2 separate regions of the Homo sapiens genome follow, and region 2 is linked to region 1. The links are chromatin contacts, found by Hi-C in ENCODE. All regions are on one chromosome and are shown on one strand. Each heading gives the region's core, a stretch centred on a gene start or an enhancer-like site at or near the end of the contact. The rest is flanking DNA. Distances are from core to core; before and after follow the strand shown.

Region 1 (6,461 bases), core at 2,908-5,407:
AAGTAACCACTTAAAAGACCCTCCATAATCTGATTTTTTTGGAGAGGAAGATGATCATATATTTTGCTAAACAGCAAAAAAGGAATTAAAATAAATTATGATATATAATACATGTAAATAAAAATAATAAAAGGAACCAATTACAAGAGGTCATAGCAAAAGGAATGTATTAAAATATATTCAGAAATAGGTAATCCTAAAGAAAATTATTATCTTGGTTCTTTTATTGTAGCTAGAGGAATGGATTTAGTCAAGTGAGATTAGAATCAGTGACTATACATTATTTACTATGTAAATAATAGGATATATACTTTGGAGGAGATGCTAGATGTTTTGAAATTTTCATCCTTGCAAATATATATTTCAACAATCTGGTCATTTTCAACCTGAACATTTTTTTCAATCTGAACATTACTCTTAACTAGTACTTGTACATTTTTACAATATTATGATTGAAGTTTGTAAAGATGATCCAATATGTCTTCTGAATCATAGAAGAATTATTAAATTAGGATATGTTTTTATTATTTGCAAGCTGGTAATCCGGTCTGTTGTTGTTTCTTTTTCTTTTAACACTTCTAGACTAATCGGAGCATGCTTATCAGGTATCTAACCTTGGGCTCATTCTTTGATCATCTTTGACAACACAGAGTTTACACTCAACAAACATATAGCAACCAACAGCTGATAAATTTAAGATTCATGCTATTATAGCAGTGTCTATCACAAAATAATTGTGACTTAACTAAAATTTTAACAAATGCCACATAACTCTTTTTAATAAAAACATAATTTTTCCACAATGAAGCACAAACAGATATATCTTCATTTCTAATTTGATAGAATGTAGTCTGCTGGTGTCACCAAGACAGTAGATTTCAGGAATAGGCCAGATCTCATTTTAATCTGAGTTAGGACAGATGTTCAAGTTTGACTTAAGAGGTCTTATCCAGTTACATCTTAACTCACTCCTGACTTCCCCAGAGATGGGTACGATGGCTCTGCCTACAACAGAGGGCCTACAGAGGGACTTCTTTACATGATCCTCTGACAAACATGAGCTGAGCATGATGAGTATTAGGGTTCCCTAGAAGCAGAGCCTAAGGTGGGGCATGATTCTTGGGCCAGTGATTTAGAGCGAGTGCTCTCAGCAGCAGCGGAGTGAGAGAAGCAGGATATGGCTGGAGGAAAAAACCTAAGCTCGCTGGAAACAAGCTCTAGCCTAATCCCAGGAGGAGCTCTGGAGTAGGATTTACACCACAGAATTGGTCAACCTTGAGGCAAGGTACCCTTGTACTCTCATCATCAGTTAGTCATTGCTTTTGGCTGCAGGGTTGTGTGTGTAGGGGTTGGGGTTATTAAACAGAAATCTCCCAGGCAATGAACCTCTTCTGCAGAGTGCAATTCTGCAGAGAAGGAAGCAGCTGTATTCATCAGCTAATACCCACAGCAGCTGGGGGATGGATCTATCTGCCTTGTAAAGGGGGCCTGAACTGGTCACCAGCTGTGTAAAACACTATGGTATAGAAACACTGTCATATATATGTTAGGACCCCAGAACAGCTCTGAAGAAACAAATAACTGAAACATACTGAAGAAAGCACTGCAGAACCTGAACACTTAAATTATGTACGTAGAGCATTGCTTCTAAAAATATGCTATGAGTACGACTAAGGATGCTAGGAACACATCTCCCTTTCTAACATTGGGTTTACGAACATCCTCTCCCCTCAACTACCCAGTTTGCTTAGCAGTAGCAGCTGGTGGTGAATTCTGCCATTAGGGCAAGATGCCCAGCAAGGAAAGAACTGGGTTGGTTAGGAGAATTTAAGGCAGATGAAGTCTCTGGAATGGGGATATGGTGTGTAGGGTGAAAGGAGCTAAAAGGGAAAGGTTTCTTTGTGTATGAAACCCACTCACCAATCTCCACCATTTGTTTATTTCTACCGGCCCTAGAGACACTCTTGTTGGCTCGTCTTTCCTCTGCCAACACTTTTGCTTTGCATCAGGATTTTTCTCTTTCCTCGCCTCTGAAACTCGACTTCTCACAGCTCTACCCCTTACACTGACACTTTCTAATAGTTTGACAGCTAGAAATAATGGAGAAAATTAAGTAAAAAGTCTTTCCGTGCTACCTCTGTTATTTTTGTTTTTAAATTTGGCCAAGCCCAGACATGTGTGCTATCGTTGGGTGTTGGGGGAAAAAATAAAAGACAAGATGATTTGTCTGCAATTCAAACCCAAGAGGGTTTCCTAGGTGTGGAGTGATGGGTTCTGAAATGCCAAATGAGAAAGAAGGTCAGGGAGCTACAAAAGAGGTACAGAGGTAGGGACAAGGCAGTGCTTCATTTACCTTCAGCAAACCTGGTGATTTACCTTCTCCTTCAGTCCCTTCACCATCACCAATCCTTCCCCTGAAAAAACCATTGTGGACTGCCTGATGATAAGTTGGGAAGTGAGAGTGGGTAGGTGTGGAGCAAGAATAACAACATCCTGGGTACCGTACATTCTGAAGGAACAGAGGGAATTCCTGTTTTGTTTTAACCTGGGACAGAGGGGATTGGTTTGTTCTCTCCAGGCTGAGGCAGTAATTCCTGACTCTAGGGACTGCTGATATGGAAATTACTACTACCACTCTGGGTGGAGTCAGATGAGTATATTAAAGAGTCTCATTGTACTGTCCTAAAATAAGCAAGATCTTTGCTAATATCCAAGCTTTACAGAACGGTGGGATGAGGTGAAGGCCCTGTACCTTTATCCCCAGTGGTCTTCAGTACTATAGGAAGTAATGGGGCCTGTGTGGCACAGTGGAGGGCAATGAGTGAGCTGGTTATGCCAATTCCTACTATAGTCACCTCCTTGGCTGCCAGCCTTCAAGGGAGAGATCTTTGCCTTAGTGGGTTCTGCCCTTCTGCTTCTGAAGAGAACCTAGTCTTTCTGTATGGGCATTCAGGCAATTCTTGGGGTGGGGAGTTGGGGGAGAGAGAGCACTTGAAAAGAATTTATGGTGGCCTTTTTCTCAGTGATATTTGAGAAATACCAAGACACATCTGAATGTATCTGAGTTTAAGTCTTGGCTCTATTTGTTATTAGCTCTGTGACCGTGGGCAAGTTATTGATTTATATGCAATCTGACTAATCTGAGTTTTCTTAGCTGCTTTAAGCAGACAAAGAGGACAGGAAAGGGTAATACACTTAAGAACCAGCAAAGGGCTATTGTGAGGATGAAGCAATAACAACAAAATGGGTTTAAAGCACTTATCATAGTGCGTGGTCCATAGAACTGCAAACGTTGGATTTTGCTTATTTTAGGACAGTACAAAGAGACTCTTTAATATACTCTTCTGACTCCAGCCAGAGTGGTAGTAATTTCCATATCAGCAGTCCCTAGAATCAGGTATTACAGCCTCAGCCTGGAGAGAACAGGGCAATCCCCTCTATCCCAGGTGAAATGATTATTATCATTTATTATTTATTAGCCAGAGGTCTTAGGTGAGATCAAATTCAATCATTATAATTTATATTTCAATATACTGCTTAACTTCATGATAGGCAATGTTCTAGGTGCTCCTCACATGTGAAATTTTAATATTTTTACTGCAACTCTGGAGGTAAGTACTATTATTATACCAATTCTACAGATGAAAAAGCCAAGGAATAGCATGCTTGAATCACTTGCCCAAGATGCCATGTTTAGATAGTGGTACAGTGGGGATTCGAACGCGGGAGCTCAGGTTTCAAAGTCTGTGCTCTTTACATATGCAGCTAAAGAGTCAGACAAGAACCAAAAGGAGATGGAGAATAGAGGGTAGAAAGGGCACAGGTTCAAGGTGAAAGGTCAGAAACTGCAAATTCGGAGTTTGGGTTGGTCTAGCAGCTTAAAGGCGTCATCATGAACTGTTCACCTAAGTAAGTTAAGCTCCTGTTTGAGAATGACTGATAAGCTTGCAAGCCAACTTACAAACAAACTGGGGAAATGTTCCAATAGATGACTAAGTCTTTTAGGTCTTTTTACCTGTGTTTTTCGGTCTCTATACCAGATTAGTCGCCTGGCTCTCCCAAACAGACCGGCCAACTGACGTAGTCGCGAAACGGTTAATGTCGAGGCGGGGGCGGGGGAGGCGGAAATAAAGAGAGCGGAAGCAAAGAGGATTGTGGGAGCTCCGTTGTGCGTCGCTTAAGTGAGGGCGGCGGATGGGCGAAGGTCCGGTGACTGCGACTGTCGCTGCTTTCTGAGGCCACAGGAAAGGGGCCGTCGGTCGCCGCCATGACAGCGAGCGAGGCGGAGGTTTGTAGCACTTCTTATGGGCTGAGGGCGTAGACACATCCTGCTTCCAGCCTAGCAGGCAAACGGGAACGGAAGTGATAGGGGATCAGAAGTTGCGAGGGGATGAGGAGTAGGGGAAACTGACAAGCGGACGGACCCGGCGGCGAGAATTGATGGCGTAGCTGTAGGATTAAGGGGCGTGTCAACTGTGTTGTGTGTGTTGACACTGAGATGTGTGAATCCCCTCATTATTTTTAGCTGGGGACAGGCGGGGTCTATGGGGGAGGGGGCGGACGGATGAATGGAGGATAAAATCAGGGCGAAAACGTGTTGTCTGCTGGGCACCAGTACATCTGAGTCACATCTCAGCAGGATGATTTTATTGGAAAGATCTAGGTCCCTGGTTTCAGATTCTGCTATTGATGCGTTGATTGATTTCCCTTACCAAAATACCAAGTACCTGCTCTGTGCTGGGTACTGCACTAGAGGCTCCGGATGAGGAAAGGAATTAGGCTTTTTCCTCGACATTTACAGCCTGCCGGTTGCTATCTGCATTTGGAGACAGGCTATTACAATACAAGGAGACAGAGATAGATCCTGTGTTATGAAAATCTATTGGGTGCCACCGAACTCATCTGGGAGTTGAGATCTGGGACGGCTCTTTGATGCGGTGATTTAACATATATTTTGAAGACAAAATAAGCAGGGCAAAAACGAAGTGCAATTTTCCTCCAAGCACCTTCCCTCCCTGTTGAGGTGAACTGGAGAACTGAGTAGCATTTAAGGCCCAAAATTAGTGTATTTCTTTTTTTTTTTCTTTCTTTCTTTCTTTTTTTTTTTTTTGATAAGGAGTCTCTCTACTTCTGTCGCCCAGGCTGGAATGCAGTGGCGTGATCTCCGCTCACTGCAACCTCCGTCTGCCGGGTTCAAGTGATTCTCCTGCCTCAGCCTCCCGGGTTGCTGGGATTAGAGGCACCCACCACCACTCCCGGCTAATTTTTATATTTTTATATTTTTAGTAGAGACGGGGTTTTACCATGTTGGCCAGGTTGGCCTCGAACTCCTGACCTCAAGTGATCCGCCTGCCTCGGCCTCCCAAAGTGCTGGTATTACAGGCATGAGCCACCGCGCCCGGTCCCCACAACTAGTTTATTTCTGGTAAGAGCATTTGCCCATCACAATGGGACTTCCAGGCGCCTCTGGAAGAATCAGTCTTACGTGAGTGCAAAGCCTGCAAGCTCTGGGTAGGACTACGATGGAGGTGCTAGTTACTTGGTTTTCCAGCAAACTCGGTTCACAGCAGGGAATTGTGCACCCACCAGAAATCCTAAGCAATATTTCTCTGAACAAGAAAAGAAGCCTCTTTGTTTACCAGAGAAACAACAGTATAGCAGTCTAAGTCAGTGGCTCTCAAACTTTCCTGTGAATCAGAATCAGATGGAGCGTTTCTTAAAACCAAGATTGCTAGGTCCCATCCACAGAGTTGCCCCTACAGTTGGTCAGGAGTGGACCCCCGAATTTACATTTCTAACTAGTTCCCAGGAGATGCTGATACTCCTGGACATGGGGCCATACTTGGAGAACTATAGGTCTAAACGGAGCTGACAATAAATTGGAAAGAATATCTCCTGGAATCTCTTAGAACCCGGGAGGCAGAGGTTGCAGTGAGCCAAGATTGCGCCACTGCACTCCAGCCTGGGCAACAGAGTGAGACTCTGTCTCAAAAAAAAAAAAAGAATATCTCCCCTAGGGAAGGCTAGGCACACTCCTAAACGTCAGGCATGTCTGAATTCAGACACAGTAGATATGAAATAAAATGGACTTATTTGACACTGCTTAGAAAATCTTTTTATTTTTATATTTGTATAATTTTATTGTATATTTACAAATTGTATACATTTATAGAGTTCAAAGTGGTATTTTATATATATACAATGTAGAATGATTAAATCAAGGTAAATAACATATTCATCACCTAAAATTTTATCTTTTTTTACACAAAAATGACTCAACATGGAATTTAATAGTTTTTTTGTGGTGCTAACATTTGAAATGTACTCTTAGCTCTTTTGGAATATGAAATTTTGAAATATCACCACCATTCTATTCTCTGTGTTTGTGGGTTCCATTGTTTTAGATTCCACATACAAGTGAGAACATGAAGTATTTGTCTTTCTGTGCCTGGCTTATTTCA
Region 2 (6,297 bases), core at 2,992-5,491, 900 kb after region 1:
ATCATGCCACTGCATTCCAGCTTGGGCAACAGTGTGAAACTCTGTCTCAGAAAAATAAGTCCAAGTAAACCCACTCAGGGACATTTGAAATGGCAGTAGTTATGACACAGCACTTTAGGTTCATAGCAATTCATAAGCATTATGTTCTGGATAACTAGAAACTTCACGTCACAATCATCTACAATGTATGCAGCATTTAGCTGTGAGTTCAGGCAGTGTACAGAATCATGTGGAAAAGATCATAAGTATCATACAAGCTGTGCTTCAAGTTATATTCACTTACCTAAATGTGGCCAGTGACTATTCTGGATATTTTGCAGAATATCCAGATACGTTGTGAAATGTATTGTTGCCAAACTTGAAAAACATACCATTATGTCAGGGAATGTGGTGACGGAGGATGGCAGAAGAGTTTCTTCTTTCTGGAGCACAAACAATCTAAGTAGATATAAGCCCAGGCTCTGTGTGTACTAGTTGCGCCAAAACGTTGGTGGACTACCCTTGGTTGTGCAAAGTGATGGAATGTGCTGAATCTGCTTTCATTCTGAAGGGGCAAATCATCTCAGATGGAGGCTGCTGGAGTGCACACCTTAGGATCTGGTAGCTAAAACTTTGGATCTGGGGAAGACTTTGCTATGTAAGGAGTGATGCTTTCAAGCCGTACAGATCATGCTAAAGAAGTGATAGATAAGAATGGTCAGCTCAAGTTCTATGGGATGACCTTTGAAAGAGCAATGAAAAAAAATGCAGGAGGAGTTGCTAAATATAGAGTATCAGAACACAAGACTATGGAAGGAACATAGAAAACAATATTCTGGATACTATAGTCTTATATAAGAGCTTTCTGGATACTCAAATGGTAAAATGCTGACTGCTTTCTCCTCCTCTCACATAACCTGAAGGACTTTGGACTTTGGAACTATCTCTAGTGCTCTCTTGGTGCACAAAAACAGGACATTGATTGGCTCAGAGGCCCAGGGTTTCTACTCTCCAGAATTCATATCCTTATTGTTAAAATTAATGTGTACACCTTTTTCTTTCCTTTTTAAAAAGATAGTTTTTACTTCAGTAGAATGCTATTTTCAAAAATTTACTTATATTTAAAATCTACTCTGATTGACTTAATTTCAAAGGTAGCTGAGTGTTGTATTGACACACTGAAATTGCCCCGGAACAAGGATGAAGGTGAAGGCCTGTATCACCTGGCTCTTTGTCAGGTGTGTACCAGTGAGCTAACTAATCTCTACTGTGAGTATTTAGGAAGACAAGGTCAATAACCTTTGCCAATAGCTCCATAAACATGGTATTAATATTGCTGTGGCTATATGTAAAGCAGAATAAGTAAAGGAGAGTACAATGAAACTTCTGCTTCAATTTTGTGCAAGCAAAATGAAGTTTGTCTGTGAGCCAAATGGCAAACAGCTCTTTCTGAGACCCTGAGATTTCTGAGAGACCCACTGTTTAACATTACTAGAGCCACTAAAGAAGCGTAATAGCTGGAGCCTGATCCTTGCTCCCTACCCTCAACTCACATCTGACCATCTTCCTGGTTAGATACCCTCCACCCCCAACACACACACACACACACACACACACACACACACACACGGAAAGGTACAAGGTAACCTTTGTTAAGGGTTACACGAAGGGTGCAGATTTCATGTGCAGCAATGACAGAGGAGGGAGAGATCACTTCCAGCTTCAGAGGCTGGGTGATTAGGTCTTGACCTCTAAGAATGAGCAGCACCAGGATCTAGGAGGAAGAGGAGGGCAATCAGGAACAAGATAATGACGAACAAGGACAAAGAGAGAAGTATAAGGCATGCTTGGGCACAGTGACTAAGGGTTGTTTATTATTATTAGTTTTTAATTTTTAATTTGATCTCACTGCTTCTGTAGACAATGAAGTAAGGGTTTATTTTGGATGGGGCAGAGAAGGAGATGATGAGGCTAGAAACATGTCCTGAGGTTCAATTCTGATGGAGGCTGAATGTCAAGATAAGGAGTATAGGATTTACTTGGTGAGTGGTGCGGTTACCATCCAGGGTCACTGAGCAGGAGAATGACTGTTGAAAGCAGGGACAAGGTAATGTGTAAGGTGGATTAAAGGGAGAGAGGGAGGCGCTGGAGGCAGGAAGTCCAGAAGTGAAGCAATGGCCTAAATCTGTTCATGAATGTTTACAGCAGTTCTTTTCATAATTGCTTAGAGCTGGGAATAACTCAAATGTCCTTCAGCAGGTGAATGAATAAGCAAACTGTGGAATAGCTAAATAACAGAATACTACTCAGCAAAAAAGAGAATAAACTATTGATACATGCAACAACTCAAATGGATGTCCAGGGCATTATGCTGAGTGAAAGAAGCCAGTCCCAAAAGAAGCCAGTGCACAAAAATTGAAAAATGAAATCATTTACATAATATTCTGAATAAGACAAAAGTGTAGTAATGGGGAATATATTAGTGGTTGCCAGAGTTTAGGGAAGGCAGTCAAATAGGACTACAAGAGACAGCATGCAGGAGTTTCTGGGGGTGATTGAACTGTATTCTGATTGCAGTGGTGGTTAAACAAATCTATACATTGGTTAAACTTCATAGAAGTGTACACACACACAAAGTCCATTTTGCTGCTGATGATTTTTCTTTTAAAAGATCAGAGTTGTTCCTCACTAAATGGTTACATTTAAAAGAGTGGAAACATTTGGTGATAGGCAATGATTAAATCTTTATAATTTGCTAGTTATATTTATATTAAAAGCTCTCTCTCAAACAATAGAACATTTATCCCTCAAGTGTGGAAGAAATTTGTCATGCTTCAACTATAAATCATTAAGTCCAAAAAATATTTATTTTTTCCAAACCTTCTTTTCTCTTCTCTGGTGGGTGTTCTTGTTGGCTAAGGCATCCTGCTGTGACCACCCTAGACAAAAGACCCCCTCTGTCTTCTTCTGACTCTCCAGCTGGCTCCATTGGCCAGAATGCCACTCCAGGCACCACCATCCTTCCAAGTACCAGTGGATTCTGAGTTGCAGGGATATCAGTTTCCTGTTTAATATTATTTTTTACAGCAATGTTGTTCTCTTTGCTTTCTAATCATAACAATTATGCATGTCAATAGTTCTTTTAATGGGACACAGTGGATGATACCAGACTATCTCAAGAGTGCCATGAATGAAAATGCCATGCAAAGAAGCCTCAAGCCTGATGGTGAGATACAGAGAATTCTCTTTTCTGAGTGTTTCATGAGTGTATGAGTTATTTCCCAACAACGAAATGTTTTCCAAGAAACATACTACTTTGAGTTCCAAAAGAATTTTACTCAGTGGAAAGCAGGCTTTTCTGTGGACTTATCTGATTAACAAGATACTGAATCCTATAGAGGAAATGGGGAGGAAGTCTGTCTGAAGCCTCCAAGTGAAACCTTAGTGGATGCCACCAGTGGTCATCAATGAAAAAGATCAGACATCCAACACTTGATAACTTGAGTTCTGCCAGAAATAGAAAGAGTAGTAGATTACCTATACAAAATTGCTAACAAGAGAAAACTAGGCCTCCTTCCACACATTAATTTGGGAGTCAATTTTTTAAGTGCTGTTTGGTAAGATTTTAAAAAATTCTAACACATCAATATGTTGTGAATATTGTCATTTCATTTCCAGCCATTAGAAAACTTTTCCAAAGTCTTACACATTGATATAACTAATTTGTCCTTCATATTAAGTGTTACATATTGCTTATGAGGCATCCGTTTTCTGATACCATTTTTAAAAGTATGCTGATTGCTGAAAACATAGAACACAACAGAAAACTATTCAAGAGGATTAGTCAAATCCTCCACTTTCAACCTTAGATTCTTTTCCAGCCCCCTCTTCCCGATCTACCACCTTTGCCCATTTCAATGCTGGATAGGATTCCAGGGGAAATGGTGGACTGTAGGGGTCTTGGAGGAGGGGAGGTGGGAGTATTGGGAGCAGAAGAAAGAGATGATTCCTCAAAGAAGGAGAAATGGTCGATTACCCCTAAAAGGCTGATCCTCCTGGTAATCTGAGAAAGGCGAATAAATACTCCAGGGCGAAGATAACAGTTTATTGTCTCCGATTGGCAAATACGAAAAAAGATTGACAGTATCAAGTGGAGGGAACGCAGCGGGCGGGCTGCAGTGTTAATGGGAGGGGTAACTGGGGACTCGAGCTCAGTGATGACGCGACTCTCACGTGACCAGGAGTCGACGTGTGCAGAAGTCCTTATAGTCCAGGGCCTGTTTCCCTGTAGCAGCTCCTTATTGCTGGAGAAGGAGAAAAGTGCCCAAGATCCTTTCAGGTTAGTATAAACGTGGGCGCTGACTTGGAGACCCTGGGGTCGAGGAGGCCGAGAGCAGAAAGCAAGCGGGGCCGGCACTGCTTTCCCCACTTCTGTTCCGCCAAACTCCCATTTTGTGCAGGAAATTTGGGGCTGTTTGGTGGGGGATGGCGGGTGGAGAGAGAGAAGGGTAGCTAATTAAGGGTCCTGAGAGAGAGACATAGAAACTGTTTGGAAGAAACTTGCTTTTCCTACTCCCTGCTTGCAGAAAAACGGTGGGCACGGAGGAGGGCGGGGTTGCCATAAAAGGAGGGCGAGGATGAGGACATGGGAAACTTTACACCAACATGGCCTAGAATCATGAAAGGGACCCGTGATCCAGGTACTAGTCTGCTCACCAAACACTCCCATCTGTCTGCAGGATATTTGGTTTTTTGGGCGCGACACAAATCGAGGTGAGGGAAGAGAGAGGAAAATCCCCTGAATCCCTGCAGGTCAGTTTTTGTAAAGGTGCAATTGCTTCAGGTCTCTTCGGGTGGGGGTGGAAGTGTGAGTGACACCAAAGCACATCCTGGGGTCGCAGCAGCCCCTCCCCATCCGGATTAAGTGCCAGAGGCCGGTGCCGAGCCTGCAGCGGAAATGAGGCGGGGGAGGAGGAGGCTTAAGAGACGCTGAAGGGGGAGGGGAGGCCAGAGACTGGACCAGCCGTCTCAGGTGAGAGGCTGGAGGTTGAGAGGGCCTGGGAAAGTCTGAAGGGCGGGAGTGTTGGAGACCAGAGGCGGGAGAAGGGTTAATTGCTTCCGTACTGCTCCCATTTCAGTATTAGGAGAGGCTTGTAGCAGGGCCTGCTGGGAAGATGGTGGGCAGGAGCAGGAGGAGAAAGATGGAGCTGGAACGAAAGGGGGCGCGAAGGGAGGTGGAGTCAGGGGAGTTCTGAGCCTGAGGATCCAGCTTTCTCTAGTTGGAAAACTTTTGACAATTAGGGTACTGAGTCAAAAAAGGCCAGTCGCTATGGGACCCCATACTCTGACTGCTGGTCTGTTTGCCTGGAATCTAGTAGTTTTGTTTCCTTGTTTTCTAGGATTAATTTATTCAAAAAGGAAATAAAAAATACTCAATATGCAAAAGTCTTGTGAAGAAAATGAGGGAAAACCACAGAACATGCCAAAGGCCGAGGAAGATCGCCCTTTGGAGGATGTACCACAGGAGGCAGAAGGAAATCCTCAACCTTCCGAAGAAGGCGTAAGCCAGGAAGCAGAAGGAAACCCCAGAGGAGGGCCGAATCAGCCTGGCCAGGGATTTAAAGAGGACACACCCGTTAGGCATTTGGACCCTGAAGAAATGATAAGAGGAGTAGATGAGCTTGAAAGGCTTAGGGAAGAGATAAGAAGAGTAAGAAACAAGTTTGTGATGATGCATTGGAAGCAAAGACATTCACGCAGCCGTCCTTATCCTGTGTGCTTTAGGCCTTGAATTCATTTTTGCCTAATATTAAAATCTGGCCCCAGCTTTCTTTCTGTTAGCATTTTCTGATGTATCTTTGACCTCCATTTTACTTTTAATCATCTGATGAAATTTTGTTTTAGGTAATTTCCTTGGTACCAGCATCTCATTGGATTTTGGATTTTGACCCATTTTCCAGGTCTATTTTTCAATTGGAAACTTTCACACATTTGCATGGGAATATGTTCATTCCATGTTGTAAAGTAAAACATAACAGGTTATGGCAAAGCAGCATATTTAATATCAGCTCACATATGTAGGATAAAATTCCAAACTTTGTGTGTGTGCGTGTGTGTATACATACATCCATATAACATATATCACAAACTTAACCAAGCTTATTTCTGTGTGGTGTGAAATTTTATTTGTTTTCTTCTTTTTGTTCTTTTTGCTTATATGTACTTTTTAATGAACACGTGTCTCACACACAAAAAGAATTAAGGATTTTTTTTACAAGTAAGAGTCAAATAATTTGCAACCAGCTTATGAGGGCAATG

Evidence for each region. Hi-C counts contacts between places; a loop is a spot of excess contacts on that map. Pooled maps may share reads with other maps.
Region 2: a loop to region 1 is called in a pooled map, with 7 times the contacts of the local background. The contact joins the promoter of TCEAL8 here to the promoter of SLC25A53 in region 1. A Hi-C loop is called at or near these places in 11 of 50 pooled maps.

Annotation. Positions count from the first base shown.
Region 1 is chrX:104,154,705-104,161,165 of GRCh38, reverse strand. It overlaps SLC25A53 (solute carrier family 25 member 53), which reads left to right and starts at 4,157. Exons shown (of 2, transcript NM_001012755.5): 1 at 4,157-4,288. It also overlaps a transcript of FAM199X not described here. RefSeq lists an enhancer at 4,084-4,383.
Region 2 is chrX:103,253,099-103,259,395 of GRCh38, reverse strand. TCEAL8 (transcription elongation factor A like 8) reads left to right here and starts at 4,241. Exons shown (of 3, transcript NM_153333.3): 1 at 4,241-4,318; 2 at 4,719-4,791; 3 at 5,379-6,297. The coding sequence starts at 5,417. The coding sequence ends at 5,770. It also overlaps the pseudogene LOC100420653. RefSeq lists an enhancer at 4,255-4,304.